6 separate regions of the Mus musculus genome follow, and all the other regions are linked to region 1. Evidence: chromatin loops called from intact Hi-C (ENCODE). Cell type or tissue: heart. All regions are shown on one strand.

The links. Peaks named below come from ENCODE experiments on the same cell type or tissue, not always from the same donor. Only the 100,000 strongest peaks of a DNase experiment are listed, where the experiment ranks them.
Region 2: it touches region 1 in a loop (5-fold over the local background); 6 of 42 quality-filtered maps call a loop at or near these places.
Region 3: a loop joins it to region 1, with 6 times the contacts of the local background. A loop is called at or near these places in 2 of 42 quality-filtered maps.
Region 4: a loop joins it to region 1, with 6 times the contacts of the local background. A loop is called at or near these places in 20 of 42 quality-filtered maps.
Region 5: a loop joins it to region 1, with 3 times the contacts of the local background. A loop is called at or near these places in 9 of 42 quality-filtered maps.
Region 6: it touches region 1 in a loop (4-fold over the local background); 11 of 42 quality-filtered maps call a loop at or near these places.

Annotation. Positions count from the first base shown.
Region 1 is chr8:95,252,468-95,257,467 of GRCm38, reverse strand. Cngb1 (cyclic nucleotide gated channel beta 1) reads left to right here. Exons shown (of 33, transcript NM_001195413.1): 26 at 3,265-3,406; 27 at 4,060-4,219. Among named protein-coding and RNA genes, the nearest start is that of Cngb1, 52 kb to the left of the region's middle. In heart, a CTCF peak has its summit at 2,468 (motif pointing left); a DNase peak (open chromatin) is centred at 2,447; H3K4me3 peaks cover 413 bases; H3K27ac peaks cover 337 bases.
Region 2 is chr8:95,695,254-95,700,253 of GRCm38, reverse strand. It overlaps Ndrg4 (N-myc downstream regulated gene 4), which reads right to left. Exons shown (of 17, transcript NM_001372423.1): 2 at 2,966-3,060; 3 at 97-141. Gm51585 (a long non-coding RNA gene) reads left to right here and starts at 1,907. Exons shown (of 2, transcript XR_003947588.1): 1 at 1,907-2,761; 2 at 2,928-3,219. In heart, a CTCF peak has its summit at 2,930 (motif pointing right); a DNase peak (open chromatin) is centred at 2,903; H3K4me3 peaks cover 237 bases; H3K27ac peaks cover 802 bases; H3K27me3 peaks cover 2,938 bases.
Region 3 is chr8:95,450,862-95,455,861 of GRCm38, reverse strand. It overlaps Csnk2a2 (casein kinase 2, alpha prime polypeptide), which reads left to right. Exons shown (of 12, transcript NM_009974.3): 10 at 1-4; 11 at 2,419-2,512. The coding sequence ends at 2,495. Among named protein-coding and RNA genes, the nearest start is that of Cfap20, 18 kb to the right of the region's middle. In heart, a CTCF peak has its summit at 3,118 (motif pointing right); no DNase peak of the experiment used is centred here.
Region 4 is chr8:95,329,163-95,334,162 of GRCm38, reverse strand. Zfp319 (zinc finger protein 319) reads left to right here and starts at 2,352. Exons shown (of 2, transcript NM_024467.4): 1 at 2,352-2,642; 2 at 4,351-5,000. The coding sequence starts at 4,590. Usb1 (U6 snRNA biogenesis 1) reads right to left here and starts at 1,879. Exons shown (of 7, transcript NM_133954.2): 1 at 1,698-1,879; 2 at 629-795. The coding sequence starts at 1,801. In heart, CTCF peaks have their summits at 1,741, 2,065 and 2,265; DNase peaks (open chromatin) are centred at 1,902 and 2,252; H3K4me3 peaks cover 2,905 bases; H3K27ac peaks cover 2,217 bases.
Region 5 is chr8:95,442,205-95,447,204 of GRCm38, reverse strand. Csnk2a2 (casein kinase 2, alpha prime polypeptide) reads left to right here. Exons shown (of 12, transcript NM_009974.3): 12 at 1-1,109. Among named protein-coding and RNA genes, the nearest start is that of Cfap20, 9.8 kb to the right of the region's middle. In heart, a CTCF peak has its summit at 2,388 (motif pointing right); no DNase peak of the experiment used is centred here.
Region 6 is chr8:95,433,820-95,438,819 of GRCm38, reverse strand. It overlaps Cfap20 (cilia and flagella associated protein 20), which reads left to right and starts at 3,951. Exons shown (of 6, transcript NM_008187.2): 1 at 3,951-4,332. The coding sequence starts at 4,249. In heart, CTCF peaks have their summits at 2,668 (motif pointing right) and 3,971; a DNase peak (open chromatin) is centred at 3,939; H3K4me3 peaks cover 1,662 bases; H3K27ac peaks cover 1,634 bases.

The DNA of each region.
Region 1 (5,000 bases):
AAATATCTGCTATGCATAGTCTCTGATGTGTGACCCTCCCAAAGGGGTCACGACCCACAGGTTGAAAATTGCTGTGCTAGAAATAGAAAGATCTTTCTCACATACCTAAGTCCAGTAGGGTTGCCAAATATACCACACAGCCTTTAGTGTGTGGAAACATTCAGGTCAGGGGACAAGGACTGTGGATAAAGGTATTCCCCATAATGTCATTTGTCATATAGAAAAAATGGAAATGCCCCCCAGGGCCAGTGAAAGAAGCTTTCTGGTGGAAGCGACAAAGTTTCAGAGCATCTATGAGCTATTGTACCTCCCTGTGGGCAACCTACTTTTTCAGATTTTAACACTTCTAGATTTGAGGTATACGGAAAATCCACATGTACGTTTAACATGATATTTATTTTTGTACAAAAAGCTGAATTTGTGTTGAGGATACTGCTCAGTGGGAGGACAGCTGTCACTTAGCATGTACACGGATGGCTCTGGTACAGTCTCCAATATGTGGGTGTGCGTGCACACAAAGGCAGAATTGACTCCGTGGTATGCTGTGCGATTGTTGCATCTTAGAACTGATGAAATATAACAGGAGAACGTTTCCTGCTTTTTCTCTTCAAGTCAGCAAAGAATTGCACGTGCATTGAGCATATGTATATATCCAGCATAGTGGACAGCAAACGGAAAGCCCTGGCTGGATCCCCACTGCCTAAAGCAAGGCTGCACAGGAGCAGCATGAGGTGCCTCATGCATGCGACCTGAAATGCTTTAACAGCCATATCAAAGACACAAAAGGAAGCCGCATCAACGTTAGTAATTGTCTTAGTGTTTTACTGCTGTGAACAGACACCATGACCAAGGCAACTCTTATAAAGGACAACATTGAATTGGGGCTGGCTTACAGGTTCAGAGATGCAGTCTATTATCATCAAGGCAGGAACATGGCAGCATCCAGGCAGGTATGGTGCAGGAGGAGCTGAGAGTTCTACACCTTCAACTGAAGGCTGCTAGCAGAATACTGACTCCGAGGCAGCTAGGGTGAGGGTCTTAAAACCCACACCCACAGTGACACACCTACTCCAATAGGGCCACCCACTTGCATAGTGCCACTCCCTGGGCCGAGCATATACAAACCATCACAGTAATATATTTGGTTAATCCCAGTGACAGAGTTATCACTGCTATGTGTAATGGCTGTGTTAAGTATGAGTTCACTAGACAGTGGAGAACTTCCTCTTACACCTTTCAAATCGTGTGTGTATTACACACACACTCACACACAGACACACACACACACACACACACACAAACACACACTCACATACACACAGAGATATACACACACAGAGGGCACATCATTATACATGAATCTCAGGCCTCTGGTTTCATTGCTTCTTTATGATCTATACATAAGCTCTGGGGACAAAACCCAGGGCCTTCTGTGTGGTTAATTAAGCATTTTAAAGACAGTCTCTCTAAGTTGCCCAGGCTGGCCCTGAATTCACTCTGTAGCTCAAGTCGCCGTTGGGCTTTCTATCCTGACTAGCTTCCTGAGTGCTAGGAAGCAGCTACTAAGGACTCTTGTGAGGATGAACGGTAACAAACCAATGAGTGAGCGTCTGGCTGGTGCGCATGCCTGGCCAGTGCCTGCCCCAGCCGTGAAAGCCGCCACGCCGGGAAGAAGTTCAGAACCTGGCCTCTGGAAACAGTAACAGCCCAGCCTAGAAACATAAGCTAAATTCTGAGACTATGCAAGCTGCTCTAGGTTGTTTTCTGGCTTTCTTTCAAGTCTCAAAGGAGTCTATGCCTGTAATCTAAGAACCCCCTTCTCACTGGGCAGTGGTGGCACACGCCTTTGATCCCAACACTTGGGAGGCAGAAGCAGGCGGGTTTCTGAGTTCGAAGCCAGAAAAAAAAAAAAAGAAAAAGAACAAAAATTTTTTCAAGAAGTTCAAAAGTATAAATAACTGCAAATTATAACCATAAAATGTTATAACTATATAAAATAAAACTGTAAAATATAAAAAATCACAACTATAAAATATTGTAGTATTTTATAGTTTATAAATTAATTATACTATAAATTACAAATAACCAAAAAATGCAAATAACTATAAATAAACTAAAAATTAGCCGCCACCCTCGGGGGAGGATCTGCTGTGTGCTGGAGCAAGAAGCCTTGGAAAACCGGTTCCTGCCTAACGCAGTCCATTGTGTTCTGTCTCAGCCTGTAGCACTGAGCGGGGTTGGGGCGGCGCCCCACTCCAGGAGGACCCAATAAGTGCCTTGTCAGATTACGCCAACTAGAAACATTTAGGGGAAAGCTAGGACTTTGAGGACACCCCTCTTCCTCCCTCTGTGTGGTTCACTGCCCAGCTGCGCGAACACTCAGCTCCCTCCACAGTTTGATTGGTTAGATGGCTGAACCGGAGGCAGGAGGGGCTGCTTAGATCTACCTATGGTGATCCAGGCGCCCCCTGGTGACCAGTACTGGTATAGTAGGAAATGTCAGGGCAGACTGGTCTGTTGTGGCAAGCAGCCTTGTCTAAGATACCCCAGCTTGTCTGAGGCCTGCATGGGCATTAGCATGAGCTGGCAGGTGCAGTCCCTGTGTGAGTCTTGATGACTGATATAAGGATCTGGTCACTCTTCCAGCTCACTCATCCTCACAGTTGCCTGGGAAGAATGTTCCCCTGCTGTGTCCATTTTAGAGAGGAGGAAGACGACTGGAGATGGTCCATGCTAGGGCCTGTGCTTTTTTTTTTTTTTTTTTTTTTTTTTTTTTTGGTTTTTCGAGACAGGGTTTCTCTCTGTCTCTCTGTAGCTCTGGCTATCCTGGAACTCATTTCGTAGGCCAAGCTGGCCTCAAACTCAGAAATCCTCCTGCCTCTGCCTCCCGAGTGCTGGGATTAAAGGCGTGTGCCACCACGCCCGGCTGGGCCTGTGCTTTTGGTGGTGCCCTGCATAGGTGGGAAGGCCCAGGGAAGTCAGTCAGGTTGTTTGACCCTGCTGGCCTCCCTTTGCTGATATCCAGAAGGACTCAGCCTGGAGCTGTGGCTAGGTGCCTCCTGGGACCTCAGTTCCATATCTATGTCCCAGGATGGCATGTTCTCACAAGGCTGGGGCAGAGCCTCAGCCACCCCACGTAACACTTGAGAGGAGGGGGCATCTTCTTGCATCTGTATGGGATCCCTATGGGTGTCTGAACCAGGATCACAAGATCAGCCCGGCCGTTCCTGTAGTGACCAAGGTCCTTTTTCCACCTCTTACTAGTTATATTCGATGCTACTACTGGGCTGTGAAAACCCTCATCACCATCGGAGGACTGCCCGACCCCCAGACGCTCTTTGAGATTGTCTTCCAGCTGCTGAACTATTTTACCGGGGTCTTTGCTTTCTCTGTGATGATTGGACAGGTAGGTGACTGCAGCCACATCACACATCCATCACCTGTAGTTCTCCCACCCCCGCTGGAAGCTTCTCTGTGCGTTGTGGCTTTGGGGACTGAGCTCAGGGAAGACTTGGGACCAGAAGATGTCTGTGTCCCAGGACTGCCCGAGGCCTTCCTGTTTGAATGGTAGTCCCTTTGGGGAGCACAGGAAGCCAGGTGGCTACCTGGCTTTTTCAAAGGCTGCGAACCCGGGCTGTTCCCTGTAAGCAAACCCTTTCGGGGTCTCTGATGTGATGTGTGACTTGTGTTCTAGTCTGGGCCTGAGGCAATAGCTGAGAGTTCTCAAAGCAAACTTGGAAGGGGCCCATTCTGAGAAGCAGTATTCAGGGGGGGCCCAGAGTTCCACCCTGGAGGAGAGCGGCTATACACAGAATCAGCTTATCACAGTGAGACATCCAACCCCAACATGGTGCCAGGAACCCGAGATGGCCAGAGAGGTCTGCAGCCATGCATCAGCTTCTAGTGGCTTTGCTTTATGTTTGGCCATCTGTGTTTCTGTCTCTGGCTTACCTACAAGCATAGGTCCCTGACTTCTGTACTGCTACATATCCAACCAGTGTCCTGCCTGGCTTAGGCCAGCCACTTCTCTGACCTCCCCTCGCTGTTGTCTCGTTCCAGATGAGAGATGTGGTGGGGGCCGCCACAGCGGGGCAGACCTACTACCGCAGCTGCATGGACAGCACAGTGAAGTACATGAACTTCTACAAGATCCCCAGGTCTGTGCAGAACCGTGTCAAGACCTGGTATGAGTACACCTGGCATTCGCAAGGCATGCTGGGTAAGACTGGCCAAGCCCCTAACCCTCTACATCCCCCAGCCAGCCTTCACCTGATTCTCAGATTGACCAGTTCTTCCCTTGTCCTGTGTGTCCTGAGGATTCTCTGGTGGTTGTACCCTGAGCCATTGATATTAGAGAAACCTCTCAAGGCCAGTGAAGACTCTGGAAAACCTAAGGGGCATGTCCTCTGGACAGCCACTCTCCTCTTGCTCCATCTACCTTGAGACGCAGCTCCATCCAAGGTGTAGGCACTTCCAACCAAGTAAACAGCCGGGTGTGGCAGCCCAGGCCTAGGATCCCAGCATTTAGGAGGGCTGCTTTAAGTTTTACCCAAGGCTGAACCACACAGCTAGACCATGTCTCCAAATGAGTAAAGTGGTGGGTGGGCCAGTGAGATGGCTCAGTCAGTGGAGGGGCTTGCTGCTAAGCCTGATTGATGACTCAAGCTCAATTCCTAGGATCTAAATGGTAGGAGAGAACTGACCCCTGTAAATTGTCCTCTGACCTCTCCACGTGTACCATGGTACAGTGCGTTTATGCGCACATGTTTTTGTTTTGTATTTTTAAAATCAAAGTAGGGGTTGACAGTGCTACAAGTAGCTACAAGTAGAGATTATTGACACAGAAGCTGGGTAGGGACACCAAGGACAGGCTTCCTGGAGGACGTGGCTTTAGTCCTTAGTTTTGAAGGTTGAGTAGGAGTTTGGTTTGGTTTTGTTTGGTTTTGTTTTTTTGTTCTTTGTTTTGGTTTGGTTTTTCGAGACAGGGTTTCTCTGTGTAG
Region 2 (5,000 bases), 440 kb before region 1:
TGGACAGGCTATTACTCTCCTCTAGGACCCAGCCCAGTGGGAGAGAAGTCCAGACAGATATGGGTCCCATATTTGAGAGGCTGAACCCCAACCTACCTTCCAGTCTGTGTCCACAATTGAGAGGAAGGCGTCAGGGTTATCCTAAGGAGAACAAACAAAAGGGGGCAAGTTAACCCAGCTCCCAGGGCTCTGCACAGAGCAGACCCATCTTCTGATCCCCAGTCTACATTCATGCTAACAGAAGTGACTCACAGGTTACCCGGTGCAAGGATTTCTATCTTCTGGGTTAACGGGGAGACTCAGAGCTGCACCACAGGCAGAAAGCACTGAGATCTCTGCCTCATTACACATAAGGGAAGAGGATGAAGGAGCCAAGAAGCACTATGACTGTCACGCCCAGGGCTGGGTGGGTAAGCTGAGGCCTGTTCACTGTCCTGACCTATGGATATTAGGTGTTGTCAAGGCCAGCCACACTGCCCACTTTACTGTCTCAAACCTTGGGTCAATGTCAAACTGTCAGTGGCATGCATCTTTGATCCCTGCCTGTCCTGCCTCTGGTACCTTGAGGAGGGGACCGTATCTGGTCATGTAAAGGCTGGACTAGAGTGGGCTCCTGAACACAGGCTGATCAAATGAACAACCTGCCTTCACAAATGAGGGGCCTACGGCTCAGAACACACCCACATAGCACTGCAGGTATTTCCAGCGTTCAGGAGGGTGGAATAGGGGGATCTTAAGTCCAAGGCCAGCCTCAGCTCTGTAGTGAGACCCACTGATTCTTCCAAGGCCTGGGAGGAACGACAGGGGCCAAGGGAGGGAGGGCAGCCACTTTGGGAACCCCTCAGGAAGGGGGGCTGCTGGCAGAAGGGGGTAGGGCTGTTCACTGATGACGGAGCCCTTCACCAAGCTCACCAAACAGAAGAGCAAGTGGGAAGGTAATTACATCGGGGAAGGAGGGAGGCGGTTCTGTTAAAAACAAAATCTGACAGAAAGGATGAGGCAGATAATGGTAGGGTGTGCAGTGTGCTCTCGGGATGTTGGGGGCTCAGGAGATAGGAGTGTGGGAGGGATGGGGTCCACAAGCCAAGAGATAGCAGAAAGAAATAATCCAACATGAATCCCTGGGCGCCATAGGAGGTATATATGAGATCAAAACAAAGGGCAGGAGAGGGTCGGGATGCTAGGAAAGCCCAGGAGAGTGTGGAGACCAGCGGGGTGCAGAGAGGGAGCAGGCAGCACCTTACAGATCCCAGGACTCTGCAGTCCTCAGGGAGAGCTAGTCTAAAGTGGCTTATAGAGGTCGAGATGTATATAGAATATAGTCACCCTCCCGCCTCTGCATTGGTTACAGAGTCTTTTGTAGGTACCAGAGCCCACTTCTCTGAGATGGCATTTTCTTTGCCCAGAGCCTACGATTCTCCTCTCACACAATTTAAATCGGCTCTGGGTTGCCCAGAACACACCTTCTAGAAGACATATGTCATGGAAATAGTTGCTATACTCTGCTGTTAAGGGAATAAAGGCAAGGAAAAAAAAAGTGTGTACAGATGCTTTTCCTGGGCTGCTTCTATCTCACTAACTGAAGCCCCCCCCCCCCCCCCCCCCCGCTGTGGATACCATGGCTATGGGGGCGGGGTGGGGGGAGGGTGGATCGTGGGATAACAAGAATGTGTACCTGGCAAACTACAGCCACTCAGAACATAGAGGTCAGGCAGGCACTGCACTCAGGGTGCTATGAGACTCTGCCAGCATCACAGGTCGAGAAACGGCAGCTCCCAAAGACAATGTAAGGTAAAGCTAGCTGACACCTCAAGGACTTTGCTGGGAGTCACGTGGAGGCTGCACTGGGTGGTTTTTTTTTTTTTTTTTTTTTTTTTTTTGCCCCTTTGGGAAAAGCAGAGGCCACTGGGTACCCAGTGAGAACCTTGTGCTGACTCAAGGACTGAGACCTCCTCGTGAGACTGCAACACAGATCCAAACTCCAGAGAGGCAAGCTATGGCCCCGGTGGCAGGAAGTGAGAGGCTGGGTAGAGCAGAAGGAAGAAGGAGGTTGCCACGAACTGGAAGCAAAGGACTGTGAGTCAGGACAAAGGGATAGCAATGTGCTGCAGGAGGCTGGAGAGACCTGGGCACAGAACAGGCCAGCCCGGGCTTCAGGGTCAGGGTGTGACAGCCTGTTCTATGCATTCCTGGGCTAATGTCTTCCAGCAGAGGAAGCACCTGGGAATATGGCAGATACGCTCAAAGGTTCAAGGAGGCAGGGAAGGAGGGAGGCAGGGTAAAGAGAAGGCAATCCCCCAGCCTCAAGAATGAACATTGGAGAGTCAGTTTAGGGTGGTTCTGAGCTCTGGGGAGGGTCTCCCCATTACAACAGATAGGGCTGCATAGGACTATTATTGTGTGTCTTTAAAGGGTTGTACTGCGCAAGGAGAAAAGTGGGGATGCAGGAAGGAGGTTCCCGCAGGCATCCTAGCAGGAGGATGAACCTGGGTTGAAGAGCTTGCCAAATACGTTCACTTCTGGCCTCACGAGCTACCCTCAACTAACCTGGGAGTTATGTGTTAAAGGAAGGACAGACCATGCTCTCAGGGGCAGGGCTATGGTCTCATGTGCTGGGATTCCCCAGAGCGCTGGCTAAGCCATCCATCCGATCCCAATCCTTGCGGCTTCTTCTGGAAGGAAGCTGAAGGTGGGTGGAAAGGAAACACGGAGCTAAAGGTGGAAGGCTCTGGGCTCCTGCCTCTCCCAGCTGCAAAGCAAGGTGAGCGGGGACCATACCCAGCGACATGGGCTGGGCACTCAGGCTGGCTGGCCCTGACACATTTCTCAGGGAATGAACATCAGTTCTGGGTAGCTCTGAGCTCTCACAGGGAGGGTCCATGACAACAGGAAAGACAAGAACACACAATTTCCAATTTCACCACAAGGTGGCGCTCAGCCCCAGGACCTGGAAGGGGCGACTCACCATCTCAGTGGCATCCTGGCCGCGGAGCAGGGGCTTCTCCTCAGGAAATCGCAGCTCCTGCAGCCCTGCCATGGTCACGTCGTGGAGCAGAAGCCCTAGGAGGAAGGGAGTACGAGGTTGGGCCTTGTTCTGAAGCTGCCGGGTGAGGACATCACAGGGCAGGGCTGCTGTCCCCAGGGGACCAAGATCTGCTTGTACCAAGGACTATTATACTGTATTTGTTTTTCAAATAAAGTCATGTTTTGCAAAACTAAGCAGCAAAGGAACCTTGAAGGTTCTAAACAAAACCCTGCATTTATTGTGAGGCAAAAGGGCTCAATGGAGAGGCAAGAAAGAGATGGGATGAGAGCAGCTCAGAGTTGCTTGCAGAGATTTTGGTAGACTGAAGCTGAAGAGGATGGGAGGTGAAAGCTCTCTTTCCTGGAACCTGAACAGGGCTTGGCTTAGGACAGAAAACACATGTGATCTCAGCCGGCAGTCACCAGAGGGTCCCGGACCTGATTCTGGCAGACACAGAAACGTCTGACCTTTTAGAGAGAAAGGGTCACATCTATACACGTGTGTACACATTTCGGCATTCTCTCTCCCTCTCTCTCTCTCTCTCTCTCTTGTGCGCGCACACGTGTGTGTGTGTGTGTGTGTGTGTGTGTGTGTGTGTGTGTGCGCGCGCGCGCACAGGAGAGGCAGTACTGTGTCTGTCTCACTTGGGCATGATGGCAGAGGCCAGAAGATACCCAGGAGGGAAATGAGTCAAACATTCATTAAAACACAGAGAGATACCCAAAGACATTCAGATTAAAATAAGGTATTCTAGACTGGAGAGATTGCTTAGCAGTTAGAACACCAGCTGCTCTTCCTGAGGACCTGGGTTCAATTCCCAGCACCCACGTGGCAGCTCACAACTGTCTATAACTCCAGGTCCAGGGCATTGACACCCTCACAGACACATGTGCAGGCAAAACACCAATGCACATAAAATAGAAATTAATTAAAATACTTATATCATCTCTGACACCTTTGTTCTCTTGAGGGTCAGGTTGGCAAAAATGAATGAAAAATCTTCAAAAGGCGCAAACCACGGATTGAGGACACAGCTGGGGTGTAGCCAATGTGAATTACCAAAAGATAAGGTATTCTAAATATTCATATTGTCAGATTCAGCAAGTCCCAATCAACAAGGGAGACTTTGTAAGGAACCCAGGGGGTGACTAATGGCTCACTTAGCTTTGGGAATGCTCTCCAGTGTCACCGTCAACAGAAAAGTCAGAAGCAGCCAAAAGTTCACCAATGGGCTACGAGATTCACACATTACTTTGGTAATTTGACTAAGATAATTTTCAATTTCATGGGGAAATGTTGTATAACAATAAAATGCAGCTAACAGAGCTAGTGCGGTGGCTCAGCAGGTAAAGCCATTTGCCACCAAATAAGACAACTAGAGTTTAGTTTCCAGAACGCGCAGTGGCAAAGGACAGAACTGAATCCCACGAGCTGTCCTCTGATGCTACGTGCTTGTCACGGCACATGTAGAACCCAGGTGATAAGTGTTTCCAAAGCCGCTACAAAGCATTCAGTATCATCCCAGGTATAAGATATAAACAGGCCCCACAGAAAGAGCCTGGGAGACTGCACATTACACACGGTGGAGGGGAAGCTAGGGCAGAGGGGTTGTAAATTCAAGGCCATCCTGCGATACTGTAAGACCCTTACAAAATATGCATAATAACTGGTTTCAGGCATTGCCCCTGTAGCCGTGGATAAGAACTGAGAGAAGGGTGTCCACTCTGAAGTGGGTTGGGATCAGAGGCGAGTGCCACCGCGGCCTGGCCCCAATTCCTCCGGCCTCTAAGGCATCTATCTCCCAGCCTGTAAAGTGCCTACTCTGCTGTCTCATTCCACAGTGATGGGAAGTGAGGTGAGGCTGGAAGAGACCTGTTCAGTGTTCATGCTAGAGCACCATACCACCTAGAGAGTGAAGGGACGGTCGGTCCCGGTCAGTCCCTGGAGACCTGGCTTCCTTTCTCCCTCCCTTTAT
Region 3 (5,000 bases), 200 kb before region 1:
TTCTGTGAGTTTTTTGTTTTTCTTTTAAAGTATTAATTACTTTATATTGGTATATAAGCGTACATTGTAGCTGTCTTCAGACACACCAGAAGAGGGTGTCAGATACCATTACAGATGGTTGTAAGCCATGTTTTTCTTGCTGGGAATTGAGCTTAGGACCTCTGGAAGAACAGTCAGTGCTCTTAACCATTGTGAGTTATTAACCACTCTCCAGCCCTGTGAGGTTTTTTTATTTTGTTTTGTTTTTGTTTTTGGGTTTTGGTTTTTCAAGACAGGGTTTCTCTGTATAGCCCTGGCTGACCTGGAACTCACTTTGTAGACCAGGCTGGCCTTAAACTCAGAAATCTGCCCGCCTCTGCCTCCCAAGTGCTGAGATTAAAGACGTGTGCCACCATGCCCGGCCAGCCCTGTGAGTTATTAAAAGACAAAATTGTCACTCTTTATTTTCAAGGTCAGTCAGAACACTAGATGTCTGGCATCAAATTTTATTTATTCTAGATCACTGAGGCCACTTTATAGATGATTTTTCTTAGTTCCCAAAGGTGTTTGCTTATTCACTAGTAGTAGTACCTCTGAGGCCAGGCTATCTACCCACTCTCATAACCCTGATCTTATAGACTGAAGGTATCTAAGATTTGTTTTCAAGCATAAAATGTGTATAAAAACTTAGTCAGCAATATTTTTTCTCATTTAAAAAAGTAGTTAGCGCACCCTTATGTGTTTCTAAAGGAAGCAATGTGTGAATAAGAGGGCTCTGAGGCGAGGGAGCAGGCAGTGTGACAGCTGGACTCTGCCCTCTGACATCTCGCACTGCTTACGGTTTGAGTGTAGATCTCCCCATTGAAACTTCACATACACTGACCACGTGCTTGAAGAGGTAGCTCAGTCTAGTCCTGGGTGAGGCTGGAAGGGATGATGCTGGGTAGCGACTTGACTCTCAGTTCACTCTGAATCAAGATGAACTCTGGCCTGTAAGGTTTGGGTGTATTGTCTGACCACTGTGTGCTCTTTTCCTTTTTACCTCTGGAGTTTAATATTAACTAATATGAAGAATATATTGCTATGGTTTCAAACTTAGAGCAGAAGTTTAAGGTGACAAAAAGTGTAAAGGACTGTTCTTTTAGCTTTCTGTGCCTTAGACAGGTGACATTCAGTTGTCTGCACAGAGTGGTGGCACACGCCTTTAAATCAGCCACTCAGAAGGTAGTCAGATCTACTTAAGGCCAGCCAGGAACACATAGTAAAACTCTGGGGGTTTTTGAGGTTTTGTTGTTGTTGTTGTTTTTTTAAAGTCAGGTGTGCTGATGAAAATACCTTTAATCCCAGGACTCAGAAGGCAGAGGCAGGTAAATCTCTGAGTTCAAGGCCAGTCTGGACTACAAAGTGAATTCTAGGATAGCTAGCCAGGGCTACACACAGAAACCCTGACTCAAAAAAAAAAAAAAAAAAAAATTGCCGGACAGCGGTGGCACATACCTTTAATCCTAGCACTTGGGAGGCAGAAGCAGGTGGATTTCTGAGTTCAAGGCCAGCCTGGTCTGCGGAGTGAGTTCCAGGACAGCCAGAGCTACACAGAGAAACCCTGACTCAAAACATACAAAACCAAATAAATAGAAAGCAATATTAGTGTAAACAAATGGATGTGCATATGCATAAGGATTGCATATTTTAAGCTATCTAAGGTGTTGGTGTTCTGTCTGGACTCCACCCCCACAGTTACCTGGCAACAGCAAGGCCCACTATAAAAGGGGCTGTGTGCCCCCCATAAGGTATACAGTGAGATTCTGTCTCAGAAATGATAACTAAAACAATCTGATGAATGTTTCACATAATTCATTATTTGGTTATTATCCAAATAAACTATGTATCTCACTGCTCCTTAAAGTCAGTAGACTGGCTCTTTTATTCATCTTTTCATAACATGCTTATCATATATGCTTTAAAGAATTTAGGGGCTGAGTATGATGTTGGTACTCAAAGAAAAAACTGGAATAAATGTGAACAGTTGTAAATTAGGGTTTCTGTGCTTTTCAGCAGTTGGATCTATATTCTAAGGAAGTAGAAGAATCACCTAGAAAAAGTTTCCCAGTGAGCATGAAGCCACCCTGGCTGAGCAGGAGGATCAGGGTGAAGAAGAGGGAAGAGTTCAGGGCTAGTTTGAGCTCCTTGTAAAACTTCATACCCAAATCCAGTGTTCAGTAGGAATTGAGACAGTGATTTAGTCGTAAATTGATTGCCTAGCATGTGTGAAACTACACCCTGCTTTGAGGGAGAAAAAAATAAGGAATTATTTCCTGATCCTGCCTTGATGCCTGGTTTTTGTGTGACCTGAGTCCCACATAAACGTGCATGTAGAAGAAGAAAGGCAGATTGGCCTCAGTGCTGGTGCTGATGTGGGGAACCTGTGCTTTCTTGCAGACCCGGTGGTGAAGGAGCAGTCCCAGCCTTGTGCTGAGAACACCGTGCTTTCCAGTGGTCTCACCGCAGCACGATGAAGCCTGGGGAATCGACGGTAATGCGGCACTGATGCTTGCCAATAAAACCAACCAACCAAACAAAAACTTGAAGGAAACTACAGTGTGATAAAAAGAAATTCTAATCATTCCTTCTAAAGGCAAAGAAGAGTAAAGACCTAAAGTCTGTCAAAAGCAAGAAACTCCCCAGTACTAGTCTGCAGGGAGCTGGCTGTGCAGTGTGGCAGAGCGCATAGTTCAGGATCTGAGGGACTCTCCCTTTGGAATGCATGGGAGATGAGAAGCTCGGAGTTGTTGTACACGTACCTGCGTTTAACAGGATACCACTGTTGAATTAATCCGTTCGGTCAACAAGCTCTGAATATCTGACTTCCTATCTATTCCATTGTGGTCTGATTTTCTGTGAGAATTCAGGCTCAAGTTTTAGCAAAAGTCAGCAGTCTATTCTGACACACCAGCCTCATTTACAAAAAAAAAAAAGGATTAAAACAGTGACAGTATTTTTTTTAAGCTCTTTTACAAATTCATGTGTTATGTATTTTTTTATGACATGAGCTCTCCAGGAAATGTACCTCGTTCCTGCAGTTTGCTTCTAAGTGTATTCATTGGGAAGCAAACCGCCGTTGCTCTCGCCACGTCCTCTTTGGTGTCAGAAGATGGCACTGTAACTCTCGAGATGCCAAGAACAGGTCCCAGGCTCGTTAGATGTTCCATGCTGTGTGCATGACTTGGGGCTCACCTTTATTGATTTGCCTAACTATTGAATCTTGTTGCCTTTTTTTTTTCCTCTCTCTCTCTCTCTTTAGCTTTTTTTCCCCCTGGCCTTGTAAGAACCTCACAGTTTCTCAGCACATCTTTGTGAGGGCGCTACTTCAATGCTCCACTTTAAAACAAAGACTATTTTTGTTCACTACCATAGCTATAGCTGGAAAGTTAGTCTTCAGGCAGGTCAAAGAGGGAGGAAAACAGTTCTATTAGGATTTATTTAGGAAAGACCTCACGGGTGTAAAAAGGCCGACCACCATCTTCCCTCCCCTAACCCTGTGACAAACAAGTCTGGCTGCAGTCAGGATGGTGGGCAGATGGAGCTCTGATAGGTCATACATGAATGTGAACGCAAAGACATCTCTTGCATGCGGCTGCTAGCTGTGGGTAAGGCTGTCCTGGAACTCCTGCAGCTGGCTGGAGAGGGAGAGCCATGGCTTCCGGGAGGAAGTGGGGCTCCTGGAGCAAGTGTCAAAGCTTTACAGATCCACTGTTACCTTCACGTTAGCAGAAGCTAAATTTTGTTTTTTGTTTTTGGTTTTTTGTTTTTTTTAAATAGGGCTGATTTGATTTGTGGGATTGGTCACTGACATGGTTTGCCAGCTAGTCCCCTCTCCTTGGCTGCAGCCACGCCTCAGCACTGGGGACCTAACATGCTTGAGATATCCACCACATCACACTTAGGGTTTCTTCAGAAACTATTTAATAATGCCACACATTTTTATAAGGTTAGATTGTTTGTTCGAAACATCTGTTTACATTCCAAATTCCAATAAATTTGTATTGGTATTGGTAGCAGGTCCATTTCTAAATGCAGATTCTATTTTGTTGTTTGGTCTGTAGGAACTTAAAAGGCAAATGTAACTCTTCTCTTGATAGTACAGAGTTGAGTTTATAGATGAAAATAAGATCTTGGGCCAGTGGCATGGCAGGTATAGATGTTTGCTGCCAAGACTGATGGCCTGAGTTCAGCCCCAGACCCATGTGGCAGGGGGAGAACCTACTCCGTGAGTTGTCTTCTTCCCACACCTGTGCTGTGGCATGTGAACACATACACAATAAATAAAGTTTTTAAAATCTTTAAGATCTTTATAAAGCAGGACATACATTCAGTTAAGGTTTTTATAGAGCTGCTGCCTCCTCGCGTTGAGCCCTGTGTTCCCATGTATATATTTGTTCTTCCTGAGAGGTGGAAACATAACATGGCCGAGACATGACCAGTGTTAACACATCAAGTATTGGGGATTACCATGGCTATTCTCATGTGCTGTCACAGGCAGCCTGGATCCTTGGTGGTCAGGGGATGACCCAAGCTCCTCTTCCCTCTCTCTCTCTAAGTTGTTCAAGAGCTTATTGGAGGGTCTCAGTTGAGCAGTAATCCCACCTCTTTGCCCTGGGTCCTCCAGAGACAGTCCAAACATCTGGGAAAAGAGTTGGCCATATTCCCCCACACACACACAACCACTCCCCCCAGCCCCCTGGAATGCTGGGGGGAGGCCCTTGAGTGACAGCTGGGGGCGGGGCGTGCAGCAGGGACTGCACTTTACCTCTCCCGCCTTGGGCTTGAGATGCTCCCCCTGGGTTTGTACTTGATCTTAGGCTGACCTTTCCCAAACTGCAGTGTTAGTGGACCTTTCCTGCCTGTCTCACATCTCCCTTGGTATATATGTAACATGTATGCCCGGCACAGCTTGCTCCAGCCTCCTGGAGATTTTCCCTGGGTTTTAAAGAGTGTGTATGAGTAGTGGTGAGGCTAGGAAA
Region 4 (5,000 bases), 77 kb before region 1:
TCATGAACATAAAATAAATAATACCTAAGAAAAAAAGATTAGCCATAATATTAAATGTTTGTGAAGTTTGGTGATTATAATGTGGGCTCAGGTCAGGTGGTAGTGGCATACACTTTTAAGTCTAGCATCTGGGAGGCAGAGGTAGGCAGATGTCTGAGTTCTGGGACAGACAGACAGGACTACATGGAGAAACCCTGCCTCAAACAAACAAACAAACAAACAAAAAATGAAATGAAATGAAAAATGAAAAAACCCACAAAATTAAAAAACCCACAAAACAACAATAGCAAAAAAGTGGGTTCATCTGTTGTAATATAGCACTCTGGATGGTGGATACTGGTAATGGGTGAGTCTACACAAAATCAGAGCCACCATTTTGTGTATTGTGCTAATTGGCATAGATTATCTGATTTAATCTTCCAAAGAGATAGATAGCATCACCCCCACTTTAGAGGTGCAGAAATGAGACACCCAGTAGCTGACAGAACACCCAGTGCAGGAAGGTCTACTTCAGCAGTTAGGCAGTCCATTGTCTCCTCAGGTCTGCGGTGGGAGCTGAGTCCAGCACACAGCAGCCCTGGTGTCTTCCTCCTAGCCAGAGCTAGAGGCACTTTAGTCAGTGACTCACACGGTATGTAGATGTGGGTGGCCCAGTTGCCCCGCTCATGGGGAAAGGTTCGGATTCGACCGCCATGCTTTGCACTGTCGTCCTCAGGCCCTTCCTCTGTGCTGGGGAACATACTTAGCACACTGTCAGGCACTGGAAGCTTCTCACTGGGAACGGGGTTCTGGCCACTGCAAAAGAAGAACACACATTTATCCTCATTGATACCCCTTTGAACAACGGTAGTTCTAAGCTGTTATGCACAGTGATTCTTACCCACACCAGTCTTGCCATGTTGGCCTCGAACTTGATCCTCCTCCCTCAGCCACAATGGCTGAGTGTTCATTTCCAGGAAGGGGTTGAGCTTCTACTAAAGAACCATAGCTTTCTAGAACTGCTTAAGTTTCCTAGCTGGGAAGGCAGACCTCAGCTGGCTCTTGGTCCCCATGGAAACATTTCAGCAGGTAGCAGTGTGGCTTGGAGGTCCCTATTAGATAGTTGGACAGGCCTGAACTCAAGTAGCTCTGTGATCTTGGCTTACATTAATTTCCTCACGTGTAGAGCATATTTTTACTTGCTAGAGCTCTTGTGCAATGAACCGACACACTACAGTCAGCAAAGACCAGTATTTAAGAACCTCGAAGATTTAAGCCTCTTGGCGCATGAGATTTTCATGGGTTTTTCAACAGGCTGGTGTCTCCAGTCTACCGTGTGGCTCACGGTGGCTATTCATTAACCATTTACTAGACGAACGAAAAGCTTGGGTTATTATTGCATAGTGTTCAAACGAGGAAACATCTGGGAAGAAACATAGTTGCTTTCCAAAAGAGAAAAAAAAAAAAAAAAAACGCACCAACGGAGAGGGCTGGACTTGAACCCGTGTCCTCACTCCCAACTTTGCCTTAGCCAGGGTGTGTGTGTGGTAGTGCCATTCCAGGGCTTTGTCCAGGGTGTGTCCTGAATCCTTTCCCTCGACATCCCTTTTTCTCTTACCGGGGAACTGACCCACCCTCTTGGTTCCCCGGGAGGCTCGGGTCCCACTAGGGTTTCAAAAGAATCTACGCTCGAGAGAGAAAAATTCCTCGATCCTCACCAACGGTGGAAGCCAGTACCCGGTTTGCTCCGCCCCGCGGCGACAGCCTCCGCTTCATCCTCTGAACCGCTGCTGCTGTAGCCCACCAGGGGCGCCGAGCTCATGGGGCCTCGACCACAAGCCGTGTCCACCGACAACCTGATCCGACGCCCGGAGTTCCTCTGAGCCGGAAGTGCTCTGTGGGGGGCGGGACCTAGAGTAGCTCCACCTCGGGGCGGGGCCTGGCGACCCGGGGGGCGAAGCCCAGTGGAGCTTAGGACGGACGGCGGCCACCGCCTGTGCGGTAAAGGCTGTAGGAGGCGGCCTTCCGGATCACTCCGTCGCCCCAGTGTGGGTTCCACAGGTCTGCGGGTCTGTTTGCCAGACTTGCAAAAAGTTGGAGTCTCAGGATCCCTCTTGAGAGCGAGCTGAGCCGCAGGTCAGCTGCAGAAGACCGGAGAGTCAGGTGGGGCTGCGGCGAGCCGGGGATGAGGATCCCGGCTCCTCCGCGACCGTAGGCTCCGGCGAGCGGATCCCGAGGCTCCAGCCCCGCCCCTCCGTACCCACAGGCTCGGGCCAGCGGGGCCGCGGGTCCCCGACAGGGGGCGGCCTCGCTCCGCGCCGCGGGCTTCTCGGCAGCCGCCGCCCCGGCTGCCGCTCCTCCCCCGGCCCCGCCTACCCGGCCTCGCGCCGACCCTCTGTCCGCCGGTCTCTGCAAGACCCGTCGGTCTGTCCGCTCGCCCGTCCGTCCGCTGCCCCGGTCCCGCTAACCCGAGTGCGCGGGTCGATTCGTCGGTTCCGGCTGCTGCAAACCTGTCTCCCGACTCCGCGCTGCCTGCCTCTGCTACGCGAGGCCCGGGGATTGGCAGGACGCGTAGGCCGCGCCGCGGCGGATGGAGCCGGAATAAAGAGGCGGCAGAGAAAGCAGCTGGTCTTCGCTTGTCCCGCGCCTGACCCCTGGAGCAGGTGAGTGGCAGGGCACCCGGGACTGCATCTGGGGGCCACTCCAGTAGCCCCTGCACCCAGGGAGAGCCTCCTGAGCTCCGAGGCGATCCAGGCTGGGCCTGGAAGTACAGTTGCTTCCCGGGCACCGTTTGAGGCTCTGGGGCCTTCCTCGGCCGGAACCACCCCCTTTTCGGGACGCAGTGGCTGGGCCATCCGGAGCAGGAGCTGACAGCAGGCAGCCCAGCTGGGCCTGATGGGAGGAGATCAGCTTTCATTCGGTGACTCTGAGAGGAAAAAGGGCTAGGGTGGGGCGCGGGTGGGGGCTTCTCTTTGCCTTTCCTCTCCACTTCTCTCTCCAGCTCTTGTGCAGTGAGCTAAGAGTGTTCCTGGCTTCTCCTTACTGGAGAAGGGTCAGGGTAGGCAGTGGGGTTGCTCTAGGAGGTGGGGAGTGGGGGCGGCTGATGGGGCTGGCAGCCATTCATACCAGGAAAAATAACACACAGTTGGATTAGTACAGCTAGATCAGACAGTGTTCCGTGCAGTCCACCGCTCCTCTCTACCTTAGGAACGCTAAAATGGCCAGCTGTGGTTGGTTGGTCGTACTCCTAGGTACTACCCCAAATCAGCAGCCTCTTTATTCCCTCCCTTCCCAGAAGATGCTGAGGGTGACAACTTTTAGCTTGATTCTTAGGTTTCTTTAAGAGAACAGTTAGAAGCCAGCTGGCTTATGGGAACATTCTCTACTTTCCTTCCCTTAAAGAAAACTTGCAAACTTTTAAATCTATAAGCAGCTGAGAACCTAGAAAGGAGGCTGCCTTTGATTCCAAAAATAATTCTCTGTGGGATTGCTTTAATACTATCTCAAAGTGGTGAATTAGAGATTTGCTGGCATGGGGTGGGGGCGGTGGTTAGGTGGGCTTTATCTTGCAGTGATTACTGTGAATATTTGGGACTTGGAGGAGACACACCCTGGGGCATGCTTTATCTGTACAATTCAGGCAAACAGAACAATTTCTTACACCTTGACAGTCAAAGACTCAGAGGGTAAGGGACTTCTGTTTATGTTCCTCTGGGAGATAACTAGAGTGAAGAAGTTCACCTGATCAGTGGGTCTATAAACCTGTTATTTAACCCTCTTTGGCCAGGAGTTTGGGTCCCAGAAAGGCCATTAATCCTGTTAAGCTAGAGTGGCATGTGCCCTGGGAAAGGCCTGGAGTGCAGGTGAAGAGGAACGTAGACCAGTCTTTCAAAGGAGAGGGTTTTTAGGTGGTTCTTAGTATTGTTGCCTTAATATTAGCTTCCAGAGTCCATCTGCCTTAGAACTTATACCTCAGGGGCGTGGCTTCCTTCAGCCATCAGGATCCTCTTGATTCCAAACAGTAGTGTTCTCTCATGTCAGTGTGAAAGGGGCTGTCAGGCATTAGGGACAGGTCACCCCATACTATCTGACTGAGTGGGCCATATGGAAACTAGTGGGGAATTTGTGGAGGCTGAGGTGCCCTGCCCAGAATGGGGATTAAAGAAAGTGGGTATAGAGAAAGCTCTCTTCCCCTTTGCATGGAGGAGAGGAGCTGCCTCTTTGAGAGCAGGTGAAGGGAGCAGGGCTCGATCCCTGAGCATCTCCGTCCCCTAAAGAAGCTTATGTCTGTGTAGTGAGTGTGGGCCGCAAGGGAAAAGGGGAGAGCTGCTTGTTCCTGCCTCATATTCACTGTGTCTCTCTTCCCTACAGAACCGATTACTGGGGAAGGCACAGCCTTCTTAGCATTGCCAGGACCCTGTCTCGAAGAGCCCTCCCGTCCTGCAGGCTATCTTCTTGGCTAATGACAAGGGCTATCTGACAAGGCCTCTGTGCCCTGTGTGAGGTTCTTGTCCGAACCTGAGATCCGGTAGCTTCTCTCAGGGTTAGGTTCACCTTAAGCGGGGAAACTGAAGCCATTACTGTCCAAACCCAGTTTCATCTTCCCAAGCATGTCAGAAAGCTGGCAGCAGCCACCGCAGACTCAGCCACAGCAGCCACAGGCGCCGCAGCCTCAGCACCATGCAGAGACACCTCCAGCCCTGGCTGAGCACACGCTGCCCCCAGGCTCGGCCGAGAACCCCCTGGGCTGTGCCGTGTACGGCATACTCCTGCAACCCGACCCAGGCCTCCAGCCCCCACAGCATGCACCCCTGCAAGCCGGGGAGCCGGGCCCCAAATGTGGCGTGTGTGGCCATGATCTGGCACACCTGTCCAGTCCGCATGAGCACCAGTGCCTGGCAGGCCACGACCGCTCATTCCAGTGCACACAGTGTCTTAAGATCTTCCATCAGGCCACCGACCTGCTGGAGCACCAGTGTGTGCAGGCCGAGCAGAAGCCTTTTGTCTGCGGTGTTTGCAAA
Region 5 (5,000 bases), 190 kb before region 1:
TTGCTCCTCACAAGGACCACTTGCTCTGTATTCTTCTGCCACGCGTTCTGAATGGCCATGCGAATCCAAGTGTGAACACTCAGTATTAAAGTGATTATGTGGGAAGGAAACAACAGGCCTCTCCAAGGCCACCGTGGTGTCAGTGTCCTTGGACCCCATTTCTGTCAGATCTGGTCAGTTCACCAGGTGTGAGACCTTAACACGCCCCACCCCACCCCAACAGGGGACACCAGCAAGTACCCTCCAGGCCACTGGCCATAGACCAGAAAGCCAATGGGCTACAAGCACCTTGCCTTGGTTTCTTTCTGTTTGCTTGTTTTCTTGAGGCAGGGTTTCTCTGTGTAACCTTGACTATCCTGGAACTCACTCTTGACCAGTCTGGCCTCGAACTCAGAGATCTTCCCACATCTGCCTCTAGAGTGTTGGGATTTAAGATGTGTGCCACCACCACCCAGCTTTGCCTTCATTTCTAACCCTACACTGGCTTACTATCCTTAAGCTGTCTCAGGGGAGCCTTTTCAACTCAAGGCTCTAGAAAGTCCAGTATCAGTTGCTCATCCATACGCTCTTGCAGATGTACATAGTGGGTATGGGCTGTCTCCACAGACCTGTGCAGATGTGCAGGGTCTCTGCTGGACAGATGGGTGTGGAGATCCAGCAGTGCTCTTAAGGAGCCGGGAAGGCTAGCTTTAGTCCTTGGGCTTCTCCTGCTTTTTAGCCCTGGTTCTCCTTCATTTCCCAGCGTGAAAGTCTTCCTTTCCTGAAGTCCCAGGCCTGTCAGATACTCAGGTTTTGTGGGTGGCAAGAAAGGAAAAGAGGGAAGGGAAAGAAAGGGGTTCGGGGGAAGGGGGAGGAAGGAGAGTTTTCACTTGAGCTTTGACTTTGAGAAGAGTACCTGGAGGCCCCCACCCACCCAGAACCCGAGTAGCCCATCCACCGCTCACACGGCCTGTCAGAGAACTCTTGCCATCTGCATTAGTCCTGAATGACTTCTGACTGCTTGTAGTTATCAAGAGGTAATAGTTGTTACTATTACCTCCAAGCCATACTGTTGTTCAATTTGATCTTTTTGTTTGTTTGTTTCAATAAACCTTTATTATCTACATTTTACAATGACTTTCATGGGATGCAAATGTTAAAAAAAAAAGATACTCTTTTTCTACAATGTTTCCAGTTGACAGTAAAACTGAGTCAGCATGTATCCATCTATGTTATCTGTTTCCATGGCTGCACAGTGTTCCACTGTGTGCTGTGCCATAGTTAAAGCAATTCCTTCTTAGGCTCTTGGCTGTTTCTAGTTTTTCAGAATTGCTAAGTGTGCGAATTTGCTCCACATTTGTAGGTGGGATATATGTAGGATAAAAATTACTTTTTAAAAAGGGTATAGAGTTCAGCTTTTCCTTTCAAAATTTTTATTATGTGTGTGCATGTGTGATGGGCTGGGGTCAGGGGTTGGAGGGGGGGGGGGTGCGGTGGGAACAGACATGGCCAGAGGGCCAGGAGATAGAGAAGATGGGCTGTTCTTCCCAGAATGCACTTTCCGGGGCTGTTAACAAAAGGTGCCTCTCACATGCATTTAGCTAAGAAGCCAGACTCAAAAGGCTGCATACTGAATGATGCTGTTTAAGCAGGGTGCAAAGCAGATCTCAGTTGTCTTGAATAAAGGATGCCGCCAAGGTGTTAGCATGACATCCTTTCAGGGGTGCTCCAGTATCAACGTGTGGTTATACATATTTATTATACTGCCTTTGTCAAAACTATCTACCCAAAAAGAGCTCATCTTCCAGATAATAAACTTGAAAGTATTTTTTAAACTCATCCTATGCAGAGACCCAACAGAGTGTCACGTGACTGACCTTCAGTCTAGGAACCTCTACAGTGGCCCAGGTCCCTGTCCTTCACCCACCAGCTGAAGGCTTCCAATTTTCAGGACACTCCCATGGTTTTACTCTGGCTAAAGGCCAGACCTGTTCATCTCACTGCTGTGCCGGAGAAAGGCCGGGGGGCCTTGGGGCAGGGGTGGGGGTGTCTGTGCTCTGCATGCCAGTGTGTAGTACCTCCCCGTGGCTCTTCAATGCTGGTGCTCCAGGTGAATTTCTAGGCTGGGGTGGCCTGAATACTTCCTGTTCCCTGGACCAGAGAAGGACCAACTGAGGGCCAGGACCTTGAGTTTGAAGGGATGCCTTTGTTATTAAATCTGTACATTTAAAACCCAGTTTGTGTCGTGAGTGTATAGGTATGCACACACATGTACCTATGCATCTGAGTATGTGTGGAGGGCACTGTACAGGGTCTTCCTCAGGAACTCTTCCCCCTTTTATTTTTTAAGATTTTTTTATTTTATATATGTGAGTATATACTGTAGCTGTCTTCAGACACACCAGAAGAGGGCAACGGAAGATCCTATGCGCACATGGTTGTCAGCTACCATGTGGTTGCTGGGAATTGAACTCAAAGACATCTGGAAAAACATTTAACGCTCTTAACCACTGAGCCATCTTTCCAGCCCCATCTCCACCTTAATTTTGTCACAGGTTCTTTCACTGAGCCTAGAGCTTCCTTAGTTAGCTACAGCACGGCTGGCCTGCAAGCCCCAGGGGTCCTCCTGTCTCCACCACCCTATAGAACTACAAGTGTGTCCTACTAAAACCCAACTCTTTTTTTAAAATGTGCATTCTAGGGGCTCAAACTCAAGCTCTATCAAACAGGATAGAAAGCACGCTACCAACTGGGTCATGTCCCCAGCCTTCTATAACTGTCATTATGATCAATTATAATTCTTGTTTTATAGCTACAAACCAGGTGATATTAGCACCTTTATTAAAACTCACATGGGTCAATAAATTAAAAACTTAATGGGTGTCAGATGCCTTTAATCCCAGCACTCTGGAGACAGAGGCAGATGGATTGCTATGAATGTAATGTGCCAGCCTGCTCTATAAAGTGAGTTCCAGGACAGCCAGGGCTATGTAGAGAAACCCTGTCGTAAAAACAAAAACAAAAAACAACAACTAAAACCAAAAACAACAACAAAAAGAACAAACAAAAAAACTATCAACAAAACCGTAATGGGTGGTACACAGCTATAGTTCTGGCATTCAGGAAGCTGATGCAGAAGATTGAGAGTTCGAGGCCAGCCTCAGGTACACAGTCAGGTCCTGTTCTGAGAAGCAAACAGCAAATAAACTAGTTTAATAAACTTTTTTTTAAAGATAATTTATTAATATATGTAAGTACACTGTAGCTGTCTTCAGACACTCCAGAAGAGGAAGTCAGATCTTGTTGTGGATGGTTGTGAGCCACCATGTGGTTGCTGGGATTTGAACTCTGGACCTTTGGAAGAGCAGTCGGGTGCTCTTACCCACTGAGCCATCTCACCAGCCCCGTTTAATAAACTTTTAATCAGTTGCTATGTCCGTGCATGGCCCCAGGGACTTGGACCTGACTAGGGTGCTGAGGGAATGAAGGAAATGACAGACACAGTCAGAGCTGGGGTTGGGTGGGCAGGGGCTCTCTGCAGGAGAAACCATAGCACCCCGAAGCTCAGCATGTTTATTACAATTGAAAAGGGATGTGGGGTTATCGCCCACGACTGAACAAGGAGGCTCCGAGTCACTGCAGATAAATGAGGAGGTGGGCTCATGGTATACAGCTGCATCAAGGACACAGCTAATGTTGGTAGAAATGGTCTCTGTGGAGGAGCAGTGTTCGGCGGTAAATATCTAGGGGAAGGAAGCTATGATGGACATTTTCTACACTCACTGTCAATATCCACACTTGGACCAGAGGAAGGCTTTGCCATTCCTTCATGGGTTTGAGGCTCTGGGGTCCTTGACATGGCGTGCCTATGTCAACAGCACACATCAACACAGAACTTCATTGACTGGGCTCTCTCTGCTCCCTGCAACCAGTAAATTCTATAAACATTGCTTACATGCTTAACCAATTCACCTTAGACATTTCAAACTTAGTCTACACAGCCTGTTTACTTTCACAAGCACAGTAGCTAATGAAAAACCTGACCAAAGTCACTCAAATACCAATAAACCTAAGTTTAAACTCATAATTGGAACTGTTAAACATTCGCTATTTACATATTTTTTCAGACATTGCAAATGTAAAACCACATGCATTTAAAAAAAAAATGAGTGCTTTCACATTAAGTCCAAAGCCTCAGACCCTGTAATAGTTATCATCCTTAAATATTTCACACATCTTAGATAAGGCCGTCACTGTAGTTGAAAACTCACTCCTCAGTCTGTCAGGCTACTGAGATCACAGCTTCGGTCTGCCTATTCATCATAATGTCTAGAGCTAAAGAGAGATGGGTCCTTATCTCCCAGGGGACACAAGTTCGATTCTCAGCACCGACATCAGGTGGCTCACAACCACCTATACCTCCAGCTCCGGGGCATCAAATGCCCCTCTAGCCTCCATCACCACCTGCACTCATGATTAAAAATCAGTCGTTAGAAACTAATGTCCTCCTGTCATAATATTCCAACACCATGCCTCAGTTCTGGTCCAAAACAAGCTAATGGTCAGAGCTTCCAGGCCAGGCAGAACTGGGAGTTAACAAGCCAAGCCTGTGACACTGAAGACATCCCCAGGCATGCCCTGTGATACCCCTCATGAGCTAGTTTTAATATGCAGATGGGCATCTGTGGCTTTTGTGCCTGCTGCCTGGATTGCATTCTCTTTGCTTCTATTCTGCACTTTCCCTCTCTTTGATTGCCTCTCTTCTTTTGCAGGGCTAGGCCCTGAACCCAGGTCTGCTGCATGTTAGAAAAGTATTCTACCACTAAGCCACATCCCCAGCCCTCTTGCCTAAAAAGACAAGATCTCATTGAATTGCTCAGTCTGATCTTAAATTCAACCTGTACACAGGATGGCCTTGACCTTTTGATCTTCCTGCCTCCTAAGTAGCTAGGATCACAGGCCTGAAGCACCAGGCCAGGCGCTTTGCGGTCTTTTTATCTGACTACATTCTAATCGTGTTG
Region 6 (5,000 bases), 180 kb before region 1:
CATGGTGTCTCTCCTCAGCAATAGAACAGTAACTAAGGTAGTTAGTTAGTTAGTTAGTTAGTTAGTTAATGATGAACTGGATTCAGGACAGGCCATCTGAGAACTAGTATCCTTATTAGAGGATACAGAAGAGAAGGAGGTAGCCATGTGAAAATGGATGAAGAGTGTATACATCTATATTGCCATCAGCCAAGAATGCCTCAGGCCAGGAAGGGCCCCCCCCCCCAACATCTCTAAAGTTGAGCAGCTCTGACAACACTGATTTTGGACACCCCACCTCCAGAACAGAAAAAGGTTCTGTTTTGGGCCACCGAGAATGTGGTATGGTATCATTTGTCATGGCAGGTATAGAAGTATGAAAGCAAGTGGGTTGTTTTGTTTGTCTGTTTTTTGTTTTATTTTATTTTCTCATTGGAGAAAGGATCTATGTAGCCCCTTGGTTGTCCTGGAACTCACTCTATAGGACTAGGTTGGCCTCAAACTCAGAGATCCGCCTACCTCTGCCTCCAGAGTGCTGGGGTTAAAGGTGTGCATCAGAAAGCTCAGCAAGATACTTTTGTTAAACAAATTTATACCAATCTAATCCTAATCAAAATTGAGCAATAAATTAACTGTAAAACCTGAATAGAAAAACAAGACCCCATGAATATTAGACAAACCAGTATAGTGACAATTCTGGAATTTTGGTCTCTTTAAGAAAACACACAAATATTACAAGGATGTGATTTCTTTTTAACCCCAGGTGGAGGGATTCGGGGCTGCTTCAGATTGTCCACACCAGCTGACTATGATCTGCCTCTTGCTCTAGCAGAGGCATGGTTTTGCCCGCTGCAGATAGAATTCTGGGAGATTTTCAGCGGGTCTATAAATTCTAGGGCCCTGAGAGGCAGGGTTGGTGGTTGGTGATCAGTCTGGGGGTTGGTTGTGGCTTGCTAGTAGTCATGCTTAAAGAAGAAACAAACGAAGAAAGAAATTAGATAAGGGATCTCTCTCTGTGCGTGTCTCTGTCTCCTCCCCCCCAACCCCCATCCTTCTTTATCTCCTATCTAGTGCCACTCAGTGATAGATGCTTGTGTAGTGAGTGCTAGGTCTCACAATTCAATAAAGGATAAAGAGCCTCAGTGGAGACCTGGGCAAAAGACACAAACAAGCAATTGGAAATTAAATTTTCTTAATGTGGGAGGGGGAGGGGAGAGGGCGAGAGAGAGATGCATGTGCAGGAAGCTCAGAGAACAACTTCTGGCAGGCATTCATTCTCTACCAAGTGAGTCGGATCACCAGGCTTGGTGCCAGGTGTCTTTACCAACTAAATCCTCTTGCCAGCCCCAAATAAAAGCAATTCAAATACCTGTGAAGAGGGGTGGGAGAAATGGCTCAGTGGTTAAGAGCACTCACTGGCTGCTCTTCCAGTAAGATTCCTAGTTCCCACAGGATGGCTCACAACTCTCTGTAATTCCAGGCCCTCTTCTGGCCTCTATAGACGCATGAGAGGTGCACAGACATCCATGCAGGAAAAGCACCCATACAAGTATATATACCAAAAAAAAAAAAAAGAAAAGAAAAAAGAAAGAAAGAAGTGACTTTAAATTAATTTTAAATGCCCATGATGAGATGAGCCAGAATATTAGTCATCAGAAAATGAAAAATAAGCCAAACCAACATGTATATAGTTCAGACTTGTAAATTTAAGAAAACAGACTAACAGGAATTGTGACTATAAGCATTGTCTATGGGAATGTAAATGGCTACATGATTTGTAAGAGCTGTTTGGTCAAATTGAACATGTGTGTTTATTGAGATCTAGTTACTCTAGAGCAGACATGCAAGCCAAAGAAATTCTCATCTGGTTTTTTTTAAGTGGAATATGCATAAAGATGGCCATTCCTGGAGAAGGGGAGAGATAAATGTAGATGCCTACCTGGGAGGACAGTGACGGATTCCACACCCACTGGCCCAAAGGATGGATCTTAACAACCACAGCAAGGGATGCTGTGCTCAGTTCTTGTCTGTTTTAGGACAAAGACAGCTTCCGTGGCTACCTGCACACATTAATATGTGGTGGGATGCGGGCCGAGAAGGAGGGCAATGCAGGGAGGTGTGGAGACAATAGAGAGGCATACAATTATTTCCAAATGGTGATATTATAAATGTTACTTTTTATAGTTTCCTCAATATCTATATTACATTAATCAGAAAAAAATGAGACAGGGCTCAGAACCTTCTGAGGGGCTTAGTTATCACCTTAATTTTCTATTACTCATTCCATTTTCTATTTCCAGACTTAGTACTGCTGAATTATTTTTAGAAATAATTTACTTTCTATAAGACGCCAAGTGGTTAGTTATGTGCAGTATTGAAATCACCATCAGAACTCATATACCATCATTTCTCTTTTTTTATATTTTTTATTAGGTATTTTCCTCATTTACATTTCCAATGCTATCCCAAAAGTCCCCATACCCTCCCCCCGACTCCCCTACCCACCCACTCCCACTTTTTGGCCCTGGCGTTCTCCTGTACTGGGGCATATAAAGTTTGCAAGTCCAATGGGCCTCTCCTTCCAGTGTATACCATCATTTCTTATCTTGAATCTTTTTCCTGAGGATTTTGTTTAAGATTTCTATTTATTTATGTTTTGTTTCTGAGTTCTCTATCTGTATGTACACCTTCAGGCCAGAAGAGGGCATCAGTTCCCATTACAGATGGTTGTGAGCCACCATGGGGTTGCTGGGAATTGAACTCAGGATCTTTGGATGAGCAACCAGTGCTCTTAACAGCGGAGCCATCTCTCCAGCCCCGAGGATATTTTGAACAACTTAAAAACAATCAAGCTATAAATTATTCACTTGGCTTAGAGTACATAAAGAATTCCCAGATATCATGCAAAAATTAATTCCATATAACAAGTTTCATTTTTATATAGTAATAGATTCACATAGTTTTCACGATATCTAGAAATTCTGGCTGGAGTACTCAAAGCTTTGGTGTGAGGGTAGAGTGAGTTAATACAGGGTAAGGCATCACATATACCCGTCACATAGTAAATGTGTAAACTTTGCAACTATGATCGTTAAAATTGCTAAAGTGATCGTCTGTGCTTCAAACTCTTTTCTGTGCGCCAGAACACAGGCCTGGGTGGAACACCATTTAGGAAGACGCTCAGCGACTGGTGGAAGTCTTCCACACTTGAGATTTCCTTCTACTTGAAATACACAGCGTATGTCTTTCCTACAATATTCCAGAAATTGACACACTTTTTTTAAAAAAATCAGCTGTCGGTTCAACTCAACTATTCCACTTTTAAGATTTTATTAATTTTTGTTTATATCTTAATATTCCGGCTTTCTTCTTTTCGAATCAATGCATTTAAAGAGATACGCTTTCCCCCAGAGTATTGCTTTTACAGCAGCTCATTCACTGTAACTTGATAATTAAAGGTGATGATGTAAATTGGGCAATCAATACTGGTTCATTAGCTCACACGTTCTCCTGGGCCAACCAATATTTGTTTTTTGCGACAGGGTGTCTCTGAGTCCTGGCTGTCCTGGAGCTCGATATGTAGACCTCAAATTCAGAGATCTTTCTACCTCTGCTGGGATTTAATCCGGTACTAGGATTAAAATCTGGAGTCAACACACCCAGGGATAATATTTATCTGTCGTTGGCACAAAGCCACCTTCCTCACTCTTCCCGCCCTTCGGGGGAGGGGTCTGGCATGACTCCACCCCTCCACGCGCCTCCCGGTTCCCATGACACCACGCAGGCACTGTAAACACGTGAGGTAAACTTAAAGTCTCCTTCCGCTGTTCTAAACCAAGTCTGGGCCCCGGCGGGGAGGGGCGGGGAATAGTCCCTTGGCAACCAAGTTCCGCGCCCGAGGGGGCAGGAAGGGGCGGGCCTAAGGGCGGAAGGAACCGGAAACCGTTCTTTCTGCGGCAGGACTGGGCAATGCGCCTCCGAGGGGCGGGCCCAAGCGTGCGGAGGGATCCGTGGCGGGCCGAGGCGGCGCTCCGCCTCCTCTCCGGCAGGCTCGGCGGCGCGGGCGGCAGTTGCTGTGGTTTCGGTGCTGAGGTGGCTCGGTGCTCACCGAGGCTTACGGATCTGCGTCACGCCGCCGCTTCCCGCCGTCAGTGGCTGCAGCTCTCAGCGTCCTACCTTCGGACCGGCGGCACCCGCTCTCTTTCGCCGCTCGGTGCCGATCTCCAATCCCGGGCCTAGGGCGGCGGCTGCGGGGCCGCGGCTGGCGAGATGTTCAAGAACACGTTCCAGAGTGGCTTCCTTTCCATCCTCTACAGCATCGGCAGCAAGCCCCTGCAGATCTGGGACAAAAAGGTGAGCGGTGGGGGCGGGACGGGGGTGGGGCCGACTAGCCGCCCACGTGATGGAGTGGCTACCGAGCCTTGACGTCCCGGTCAGTAGAATGGGGGCAGAGTGCCCACAGCCTAGCTTGAAACGCATAGCACTTTGAAGAAAGACATGCATGTGTTCGCTGGTGCCAAGCACTGTTGCTGCACTCCATACGGAGGGCCTTTTCCCCGGACATCCTGAGCACCGGCCAAGCCAGACTTGTTCTGATCCCATTCATTAGCTCCATCCGTCGACAGCCAAACCTTTGGAACTTGCTGCGAGCCCTCTGTAACTTAGAGTCCGTACTATTCTTCCTGTACTGGCCTTCTCCATTGGGAAACCTGCAAAAAGGTGATTGTTAGGGGCTTCTCGAGAGCCAGTATCAAGCCTCTGTATTTTTATCCAGCCGTCCTCTAGAATGGATGGTGTTTTTGCTTGCCACATGAGATGGTGGCCTTCCCTGTTCACTTTTGGAGATATTAAGATCTAGATGAAATGCCTTGCCGTTTCTTTTCTCATGAAGATTCCTGGGGCAGTGAGCTGGACCGTTTTTTTGTTTTGTTTTGTTTTTGAATATAAAGTGGTCACTCTAATGTGGAAGCCAGGTGATTTAGGGAATATCTTTAGTTCTGCCCTCGGCTGGGGAAGATGGA